Regions from separate parts of the Mus musculus genome. Here region 1 is linked to region 2. Evidence: chromatin contacts called from ENCODE POLR2A ChIA-PET data. All regions are on one chromosome and are shown on one strand. The core of a region is the stretch at or near the end of the contact, and the rest is flanking DNA. Distances in the headings are between cores, read along the strand shown.

The links. ChIA-PET counts read pairs that join two places held with the same protein, here RNA polymerase II (POLR2A).
Region 1: POLR2A ChIA-PET joins it to region 2 with 15 read pairs in Patski. The contact joins the promoter of Tatdn3 here to the promoter of Vash2 in region 2. POLR2A ChIA-PET finds 5 or more read pairs at or near these places in 3 of 5 experiments (Patski and embryonic stem cell).

What each region holds. Positions count from the first base shown.
Region 1 is chr1:191,060,083-191,065,581 of GRCm38, forward strand. It overlaps Tatdn3 (TatD DNase domain containing 3), which reads right to left and starts at 2,828. Exons shown (of 10, transcript NM_001357166.1): 1 at 2,719-2,828; 2 at 1,143-1,175; 3 at 31-104. The coding sequence starts at 2,775. Nsl1 (NSL1, MIS12 kinetochore complex component) reads left to right here and starts at 2,939. Exons shown (of 6, transcript NM_198654.3): 1 at 2,939-3,190; 2 at 5,093-5,171. The coding sequence starts at 2,957.
Region 2 is chr1:190,977,524-190,982,906 of GRCm38, forward strand. It overlaps Vash2 (vasohibin 2), which reads right to left and starts at 1,475. Exons shown (of 8, transcript NM_144879.2): 1 at 1,183-1,475; 2 at 658-1,064. The coding sequence starts at 933.

The DNA of each region.
Region 1 (5,499 bases), core at 1,578-4,077, 84 kb after region 2:
CACCACCACCACCACCACCACTAGCACCACCTTTCTGAAAGCTGCATAATTCTTTCAAATTCTCCTGCATGTTCAGCAACTGCCACAAGGGCCATGACATTAGCCTAAACAAAACAAAACAAAACGAAATAAAACAGGAGAACAGAATACCAAACAATATGCACATTTAATATAAATTAAGGGAAATATTAAATTTTTCTATATATTTTATTATTTTTTAACCCAGTTCCAGTAGTATAATCAAAATGATTACCACTGAACTCTTATTATTTAAGGTCATATGTTTACTGCGTATTAATGTCACCTCATTAACCTATAAAGACCAAAGGTAAGCATTTCTTTAATTCATTGGACAGAAACTGCATTTTGGGAGGAACCACCATCCTTAGGCTCATGTGATCCCAAAGCCCACAAGCCAGTTAAGCTGCCACAATGGCAGTGTACACGTAATTCCAGAAATACTTCCAAGATTCTGTAATTTTTACTTTTAAATTTTATTCTCTATGTGTGTGCCTGCAGTATGTGTGTGTGTGTGCACTGTGTACACACCGCATGCAGTGAGTGGAAATCAGAGGACACCTTTCTGGAGTTGGAGTCAGTTCTGTGCTTCCACTGCAGTCCCAGGAATTGAGCTTGCAATATCAGACTTGCAAGTGCTTTTCTCCACTGAGACATCTCTACAGCCCTTGATAACTTTTTCTAACAAACCAAAATGTTTCCAAAGACTGTAATACACCCTTGATCTCCAAAATAATATGACTTTAAAACTCAAAAGACTGACTGCCCCATTCTCCAGTGCTGCTAAGCATGGTGGCTGTAGGGACACATTTTTAAATCAGACCAGCATGTCTCTATCATTTCATTAGCATGTGCCTTTGTCCTGCTACTAACCTGCAGACATTAGATTCCTCATCTATCAAATGGAGAATATATGACTATAAAAGAGTAACTTCCTCAGAAGGTGAGACTTTAAATGATCTAAAGTTCAGTGGGGGGTTAGCTCTGTGGCTGGCACAGAGTGAGAGCTTAAATATACTGCTGACCACGGAAACAGCAGAGTCTGCCTACTTGGTCCCTAAAAACAGTATGTTGAATGAAACAGGAAGGGCACAAAAGGGGGGGGGATATGGATTCTAGCTTACCTTCCTGGCTTTCTCCAACACATCATCCAGATCCTACAACAAACAGAAGCAACCACGTTTGTTTTACACGAGTAATTAACTGCTCTTGGTCCATATACAGGCAGCAGAGGCACCATTAAGGACAACATTGTTAGCAAGGAACAGAGTGGCAGAAAATGAAGTCACCCTCCTCCTTACTCTCACAGTCCATGATGCACACTATATCAAAACAGAGATCTCTGTTGCCAAACACACAGAGCTTTCCTGTCCTCTCTCACTCTGTCCCTCAGAGGCTTCTGGACATTTCCCTCATGATTTGCTTTCACAGCCTAGTGGTAGGTAACTCTTCAGTCTCCTTGACTGATTCTCTGTCCTTTTTGTGACTTCAAGCTCTTCTGTTCTCTTTCCACTTGCCTTAAGGGATTCTGCCTTTTTCCTTTGTTTGTTTAACATCCTCGACCACACTATGTAAGATCTCTATCACTAAGCTATATCCTCCCCTTCTCGTGGTTTTTGATACCATGCTGAATCTCCAACTTACAGAGTTTTTACTCTCTCCAAGACCCACGACTCACATTTGAAATGATTATGTATTCTAATCTTTCCACTTGGATGAGATCAGACTTAACCAATATCCCCCCACTAGGATTTCCAGCTGCCCACCTGCCCACTCTGATCCCAAACCTTTTCTCGTCTCAGCAAAGGCCATCACCATCTTCCTTACAGGAAGCACAAACTGAAATCTAAGTCATGCTCGATTTCTTCCTCCCCTTGCTGTTCTTATCCAAGGCATGCATGTACTGTTGGTGTTATTCCTAAAATTTGTTGAGTACATGGTATTCTCATGATATTCTCACTGTACTGGCTTCTACCAGCTCTTGTCTGTAAACTGAGACGTTTCCTAAATGCTCTCACTTTCTCTCCTCCACCTTTTTGCCACTCAGCAGCAAATTTGTCTTCAGAATATTCGCTCTCTATATATATTTAAAATGGGTTTGTTTTTAAACTTTTAAGGGTTAAGACTGTGCATCTAATGCAATCCAAATGTCTTACTGACCTTGACCTACCCTTCCCAGCTCCTGGAAATTTCTCCTTTATTAAGTGTTTCCAGCTGCTGGTTAACTAAAACAGATCAAATTCTATAATGTATGGGAGGTCTACAACCTGCCGGTGTTCATCACTACCATACACTCACACCCTAAGCGTCACCTCCTAAGAAAAAGGCACCTACTTCTCCTTCCTCTTCACTTTCCCCAATGTAGCCGGTAAAACCTATTTCCATCCCTACACATTCACTCCATCAAGTGTTATTATTTTTGTTTGTCCCTCTGCCGGGCCAGAACTAGAACCTCTGCTAAGGGCTTGGATGGATCAGCACACCTCAAGAGTGGTAGGAGAAAGGGGTGTTGAGACGACAAACTAAAGCTTCATAGAAATAGTTAACCGCCGTGTAAGATGAGGAATGTCAGTTCCAGGACGCTGGTTCGAAAGGGTCGCCATAGACTAGGTACGGTCTGAGGATTTGGGGGAGAAAAACTTGCGGGAAAGGAGACACGGCCCTCCCGACTCCCGCAAGCCCCAAGTCCCCCTCACATACGTTGTCAAAGTCCGAGGCGGAGAGATGGCAGTGACAGTCCACTAACCCCAAACCCATAGCTACTCCTGCAGGCTTCTCGACTGCAAGCCAGGCGGCGGAACTCTGGGGCCGCGGAACCCGAGGCGGAACCTTGCGGCGGCGGCGGATCGGGTTTCCAGTCGGACGCGTGCAGGAGCGTTCCAGGGAGGGAAGCATCCTTCCGGTCTCAGCGATTCCCGCCTTAGTTTAAACCGGGAAGATGGCGGCTGTCTCTGAAACAGTGCTCGTCTCCGCCCCGCAGGACCACGATGCCCAGGCCGCCTCAGACCCTCAGGCCACGGCAGCAGACTCTCCCCTAGAGGACTTCCGAGTGCGCTGCACCTTGAAGAGGGCGGTGATGGAAGTGATGGAGATGTGCGGTCGCTTCGTGCAGGAGCTCGGGGCCGTGCTGCCGGAGGACGTCCGCGAGCTCGCGCTGCGGGACGCACAGTGGGTACGGACCCCTCTTTCCCGGTCCTCACCCAGCGCATCCTGGCTCTGGCTCGGGGCCCATGTCAGGCCTTCGCAGATGGAACGATGCCCAAGACTGGCTTGGGAAATGCCAGGGAAGGCAACTAGATGCTAGTGCCGCCTGGGTGCTGCTTCCTGTCAGGAACATACAGGGCGAACACGTATGTAATCTTAAGAAGCAGGCGGTATTAAGTGTACCCATATTCTTGAACATGTACAGCGCTATACGTATAAACAAGGCATCACATTTTGCTTTCATAGCAAGCTTTCAAATCTTGTGTTTTACAAAACATTTCTTTTGGTAGTTAAGTGCGCAGTAAAGACAAAGTCGCTCTCCTGTGGGCCAGCGCAACTTTGCTGGTTGGTATGAGGAATTCTCCAGGAAATGATAATCCTTGAAGTCAGTCATCTGGCTAGGTTTTTGGTCATTGTTATTGTTTTTGTTTGTTTTTATAACATCGTGTGGATTCGGGGAGAAAACATTTTCTTTTTAAGTTGAAAATAGATGAAGAAGCTGTCTTGGTGTTAAATTTTACCAAGTTCTAGTTGAGCTGGTCATGACAGTGTATGCCAAGTACTCGGAAGGCAGGGGCATGCAAATCTCTGTGAGTTCGAGACTAGTCTGGTCCACGCCGTGAGTTCCAGACAAGCCAGGGCTACGTAGAACCTGTGCATCCTGTTGCTCCCCCGGCACCCATAAACCCTTAGAACACACTTATTTCTCCTATATTTTGTGTACCCCTGAATATGATGGTTTCTGGGAAAAGACACTAGAGATCGAAGGACTGCTAACTCAAGCAGATAAACAGCCTATATGTAGGGGAAAGTTTCAAGCTTGTAACAGCACATTCATGACCAATGACAAGAGTGCAGAGTAAATATAGAGGTTGTCAGCATCAAAAACTAAAACAACAGTGGTTAAGGGAAAGAATAATGAAGAAACCTTCCTTGGATTGTAGTTTTATACCCCAGTTTTGGGAATAGTAGCTCCTGTGTTATTCTCTCCTTAGAAGTAAGGCAAGGAGAGAAACGGCACTTAATGTTTTTAATAGTTATCTTGGGAGATGACTGTAACTAAGAGGGTTTATCTGATTATAGAAAAATGCTAAGATAATGAGAACATTTACATGTAGGAATAGACAAATGTGACTTCACCTCTAATAGCTTGTTGAATGAGATCTTAAAGAGAATCAGAAGTAGAGAAGGTTTGTTGATAAACATCTAGGAAAGACTGAGAAACACAGTGACATTCTTAAATGATAGATGAAACAGCAATGAGTATTTCAAAGACAATTTGTTTTCTAAATGTCCTCAAGAGTTTAATATAGTAAGAATCTTATCCTATAAAATAGGTTTTTTTTTCCCTTTAGTGCTAAGAATTGAAAGCAGAGCCTTCCTTGCTCTTGCTAGCAAAGTGTTGTCCACTGAGCTATATCACAGCCCTTTTTATAAGATACTAGTATAGAATACATACTCTAGCTCATAATTATCAGTCATTATTTATGCTTACTTCTTAATTATAGAAGTGGTACAGAAGGCGTGCCCATTGACAACAGTTTCAAACAATCTCGTATTTTAAGTCCTCCTTGACTTCCCCATCCATCCTGAACCCTTCCTGGGGACAACTTACTGTTGCATAGCCCTGCACTTCTCTAGAGGCTGCCACTCTCTGTTGTTTGTCACTTATCTGGCCGTAGTGACGGTGTTATAGATAGAGCCAGTGCAGTCTCTACCATGCGCCATGGGTATTTAGCCCCTCTCCTAAGAGTTAATTTTCCCACTGTTTCCATTCCAGTTCACCAAGAGTCCATTATTTTTTACTAACGCGTTTGAGTTCTGTGTCAGAGTCACTTTTACTGACTTGGCTGTGCTGGATTTATTGTAGACATTTGAGTCGGCTGTGCAGGAGAACGTCAGCTTTAACGGACAGGCCTGGGAGGAAGCTAAAGAGCATGGCTTAATGGGTATGTGATTTAAGTCTTTCTTCTGTGGTTAATCTCTGAGGCTTTTATTTTGAATGCTAATTTCCAAACCTGTTCTCAGTCTCTCTGTGGTGTTTGAGTAAGAATGGCCTCCCTGCCCATCTCAGTGACTTCACAGACAACAGGGAGTGGCACTATTTGAGGAGGTGTGGCCTTGTTGGAGGAAGTGTGTCTGTCACTGGAGTGGGCCTTGAGGTGTCCCATGCCGTCTCAGTCTGTCTCTCTGTCTCTGTCTAACTGTCTGTCGAACTCTGTTGCTCTTTCCCCCCTGTTCCCCTTGTGGGTCTGGATGTAGCTCTCTGCTACTCCA
Region 2 (5,383 bases), core at 225-2,724:
CTCAGTTGCTCCCTGGCTGCTCTCCCGAGTAAAAAAGAGAGGGTCACTTGGTGTCTCCCTTTACTCCAGAGACTAATTCATCCAGTGTCCTGGAAAGTCCCTTTAAGCCACAGCCAAATGCTTCATTGGCGCCAGATTAAGCTGGTAAGGGACAGGTCACTGTTCTCTGTAAGCTTCAGAGGTAAAAATCAAAAATCACTGTCATAAAAGGATAGGAAGAGTGTGATGATGAAGATGAAGATGGTTAGCAAAAACTCTAGGAATGATTCACACTGAGAAGTCTGGCTGATTGATTACAAATTCACTCCATAAGTCATTTGCTAGGGAGACCTGGGGGTGGGGGGGGAGGTAAAACACTCACGGAGGGCAGATAGGGTGGACCCTGGGGTTCTATGCTTTCTTGGAGTGGTTGGTGTTGACCTGGTGACATTAGCTTTTGATGAAGATATTACAGGAGCTGAATACATAATGGATTTGGCTCAGCCCAACCTCAGAGCTTAGCCAGCAAGCCCCCTGCCTGCTCCTCTTGGCAGCAGAACAGGACTCAGTAGCTGGACACGAGGTCTCTTCTCCCTGCCCTGCCAAGGATGGGCTGAGCAGGTCCCATCCCTGCCAACCCGCCCATCCCATCCCACCCTTTCCAGCGAAGCCACTGACCTTAGCCAGGAAGGCAGCGTTTCTGATGGCGCCTACCATCTCTCCCCCTCTGGGGTGGACCTTGGCAACGTGCAGCCACATCCGCTCCCAGGTGTGGCTATCGATCGGGAACCCGCTCTTGTTCACGTGGAACAGCACCCCGCCGTCTTTGTCCTCCTCCTCGGAGCCCCCGCTGGTGGCGAGGCTCACGGGCCGCGCGTGGCTGCTCCGGGATCGGGTGCCTTTGGTGATTTTGGGGTGGGGGCAGCGGTGAGTGTCGGCGGCAGAGCCGGTCATGATGAGGGGCACACGGCAAGGGGGCGGAGGACGCCGGCACGCCGGGGATCAGGGCCCCGCGGGAGGTTGGGGTGGCCTTTAACTCTCGCGGCCGTAGGACACACGAAGGGAACCCCGCTCACCGACCGGGCCTGAAAGCAGTGGAAACAGCAGACACTGCAGCTCAATAAGACAGGCATGGGGGTTCCCGCCTCGCTGCCCCAGACCCACCCTTCAGGACTAACGCGAGCTTCCAGCCCCGCCGATTACCTAGCAAGGCGGCTGGAAAGACGCCACGAAGCCTCACACCCAGCTGCACTCGGGGATGGGGAGGCATGCAAGGAGCGCGGGGTGAGGAGGGGACGGGGTAGGAAAAAGCAAGACAGCTGTGTAGCAAGAAGACTCGAGGGTCCCCTCCAGCTTCACGCATCCCTGGGTCCCCAGATGTGGTGGACTGCCACGGTCCCACAGCGAGCGGGCACGTGAGCGCCCGGGGTTGGCGCGAGGGAGCCGCAGCAGCCTCTGCTTGTTAGGGAGGCCTGGCGTCTTCCCGGAAGCCCCCCGAACCCTGGCGCGAGAGGGGCGGCTCCAGCCGGGGTTCCCGGGCAAGCGCAGCGCCGCCCCCTTCCCGCGGGTCCCGCGCGGGCACCGCGAGTGGCAGCTGCGGGCCGCCACGACGCGCGCGGGGCCCGGGGACCCACCTCGGGCCGGCCTCATTGCTGCAGAAGGCTGTTGGGGTTGAGGCGGTCGTCGCCTCATTCCATGTCCCATTCTCGAATGTTATTCTGTGACATATAACTGAGTCACCCGGGCAGCCGCCGATGTTCCGAATGCGGCCATTGGACACCGCAACAAAGAGGGGCGGGTCCCGAGCTTGGGACTCTACAACCCGGAGCTCTGCGTCTCTGCGATTGGTTCCAGGGTTCCCGGGCGGGAGGGGATACGAGTTAGGGAAGCTGGGCTGCCACGCGAAATCCGATGCTGCAGTATCCTGGGAGCCCCGCGGAGCTGGAGCGACTGTCCAGGGACTAAGATCCAGTTTCCCTCGGGCAGAGGCGCAGCAGCTAAGCTCCGGAGATGAGATAAGGAAGTAGTGGGCCTGGTGGAGCAGTGTTGGTCGAGGAGCTGGGCACAGTGACTACACAGGGCTCTGGGTGGCTCTAGGAAAGGCCAACTTTAATACTTATTTAAATTCTCCATTACAAGTTTCTCCCCAGATTAACAAGTGTGTACAGCCCTGAATCCTCTATTAGTAGATGTGGATAACAAGGTTCTTCAACCCAAGCTGCTGTGAGAGGCAATTCGAGCCCCTTCTGTTCTGTAGTCACTGTAGAGGGATGCTTGAAGCCAAGGGAGTGGCCTTCCCACAGCTTCTCCTCCTCTTCTTTGTCGTCGTCTTCCTCTTTGTCGTCTTCTCCTCCTCCTCCTCCTCCTCCTCCTCCTCCTCCTCCTCCTCCTCCTCTTCCTTCCTTCCTTCCTTCCTTCCTTCCCTTCTTCTTCTTCTTCTTCTTCTTCTTCTTCTTCTTCTTCTTCTTCTTCTTCTTCTTCTTCTTCCTTCTATCTCTCTCTCTCTCTTTCCCTCTCTCTCTCCCCCTCCCTCCCCCCCAGCCCGTGTGTGTGTGTGTGTGTGTGTGTGTGTGGTGTGTGGTGTGTGTGTGGTGTGGTGTGTGTGTGTGTGTGTGTGTGTGTGTGTGTGTGTTTATACGTGAGGCTGGAGTATTGGGTTCAGCGAGTTAAGATCACTGTCTTTAAGGAAGACCAGCACTTTGGGTTCAGCACCCGTTCTCAGCTTCAGGAGGATCACACAAGTTGGGCCTCCTGGGCACCTGCGCTCTCATGTTTGTGCTGACTCTGACATATATGCAAAGACATGTAATTTAAAAATATTAGAAATAAATATTTTTAAACCTTTTACATTTTGCATTTGTCGTGTGTAAGTGTGCAGGTGTACGGATTTGGAGAGCGTGTGTAAGTATGTAGGTGTACGTGTGGAGTGTGTGTGTGTGTGTGTGTGTGTGTGTGTGTGTGTGTCGAGATCAGAGGACAAAGTACTGGTGGCCATTCTCTCATTATACCACATAGGTTCCAGGGGTCAAACTCAGGACCTCGGGCTTGGTGACCAGCCAGTAACCACTGAGCCATCTCACCAGCCCAAAGTACCTTTTTCTTAGTGATAGTGTCTTCCTTCTTGCTTCCTCCATCCCACCCTCCCTCTCTCACTTCCTCTCTCTCTTACTTTTATTTTGAGAAAGAGCAAGCCAAAGTGGAAGAAGCCACAGACTGCTGACCCTGAGGTCCAATAAGTCTAGGTTTGTCTCTTGCTGAGTTGTGTATCCCAGGACACACAGTTCATCTGCTCTGTGAGGAAAACCAGAGCCCCTTTGGCTCTTAGGTCATGTAACTTTCTTTGGAACATCTAGGAGCCTGTCTGTCAACCATGGGAAGCAAATCTCCCAGCTGGACACCATGGGGAAGAGCCCTGCCTAGGACTAGTTTCTGGCTGCTCAGCTCTATGTGGGAGTTGGGATGGAAACCTCTATGAGGCAGGCAGGGTGGGAGCCAGGATCAGTAGAGGATCAATGGAGGCAACCTGGGTTCTAAACCTACCAGGACAGAGCCCTGGGCATGAGACTATGGATGGAGTCATCACTGAGCACAGTAACGCCAGTCTATGTCAGAACATTCTTAACGGTCCTCGGGCAACAAGCACACCTGGGAAAGAATCAGGAGGGAGAAGACAATGTGTGCCCAGGGAATCTCGTTCCTAATTAAAAGGAAACCCACCTGTTTGCTCATCCCAAACGCCCTTCTCTCCTGTCTGCAGTTCATCCTTAAGTCCATCTCTCTCCCTTCCACGTCCCTGGTACCCAGACCAGAAAAGGAACTCAGGGCAGCACTTCTGTGGACTGGGATTTGGCCTGCTCGCCCCTTAGAGAAAACAGCTCAAAGGACAGCAAAGACCAGGCTCGCCACCCTTACTGTGACGAGGCTGCCCACAGATGGACCAAGTCCAGCCAGGTCTGCTCAGCTTGGTCAGTCGGAGCCTGAATCCTGCTTTGCCTAAGTAGGAACCCCAGACACCAGAAAGAGATAATGGTCACCTTCCTGCTTTGAACTGTGTCTAGCATGGTCTTTTGACAGTGAGGGGAAAAGCTGCCAAGGTCTGAAGCACACACAGGACTAGCGATTTGCATGCTGCTTTGCATTGCTCCCTAACTGTGCTGAGAGCTGGTCTTGCCATACAGAGGATCAAGGCAGCATCCAGTGAGTGCTTGGTCTCTGCTGAGCATAGCCTGAGCCCTTCACATGTATGCCCTTACGTGATGCTTACAAGGATCCTGTGGGCTTTAAAGTAACACTAGGGAAGCTTGGGTAATTTCCACTAGGTCCAGACAGCAAAGCTGTGGTTTGGATGTTGAATGCCTTCCCTACAGCCTTTGGGTTCAGTTCTCAGTCCCCGATTTGGTGCTGTTCTAAAGTGGTAGAGACTCTGAAGCAGGACCTCTCGGGAGGTTTCAGGTTACTGGAGACAGGTCCTTGAAGGGAACTCTGGGGCCTGGTCTCACAGTCTCCTGATGTCATCCCCAGAGGTCAAAAAAGCATGTGTTCCCAGGAAAGTTGATTGGCGCCTCCCAAAGGGTGAGCCGAAGAAGTCTTCTCTCTTTCTAAGCTGACCGTCTCATGTACATCACAGTAACAAAAAGCTAACTGACTCGGCAAATATAAAAATAGTCCTGCTGAGCCTCTACTCTGGTAAAAAGCATAATAATTATTTTTTTCTAACTATGCACCTGTTTCTACACTGAACTTCGTTTGTTTGTTTGTCTGTCTGTCTCTGTTTTGTTTCCCGATAGGGTCTCTTCGTGTCTCTGTGGCTGTTCTGGAACTCTCTATGTAGACCGTTATGTAAAATGGCCTCAAACACACAAAGATTCACCTGTCTCTGCCTCCCAAGTGCTGAGATTAAAGGCACGCACCACTATGCCTGGTTTACACTGAGCTAATACCCAGAGAATTCAGGAAAACTCAATATTAAGCCTAAGTTGATAGCCTCACTAGGGGCCGAGAAACAGCACAGCCCCTCTGCTCTGAGAAGTAGTTTTCCAGATCCAGCCTGAGTCCCTCACACAGCTGAGAAGACAGAGATAACCCCTTCTCTGGAGAAGTCAACCCTGAACCCAGACTCAGGGATCCTGAACAGCTCAGGCAAACAACCCCATGAGAAAAATTAGTCATGTGTGTCCCCCACCCCAACGCAAGGCAAGAGTCAGCATAAATAAGTCATTAGAAACTGAACTCAGAAGTCAACTATAACATGTTGCGCGCGCTCAACAGGCCAGGAAGAACGACGCTGCTACAGGATCCTTCTGCACACATTTATTCAGTCCTGTTTCTTCTTTCTCCATATATCTCCCTTGTTTATATCTCCCTTGTTTTTATATCTCCCCTGTTTATATCTCCCTTGTTTTTA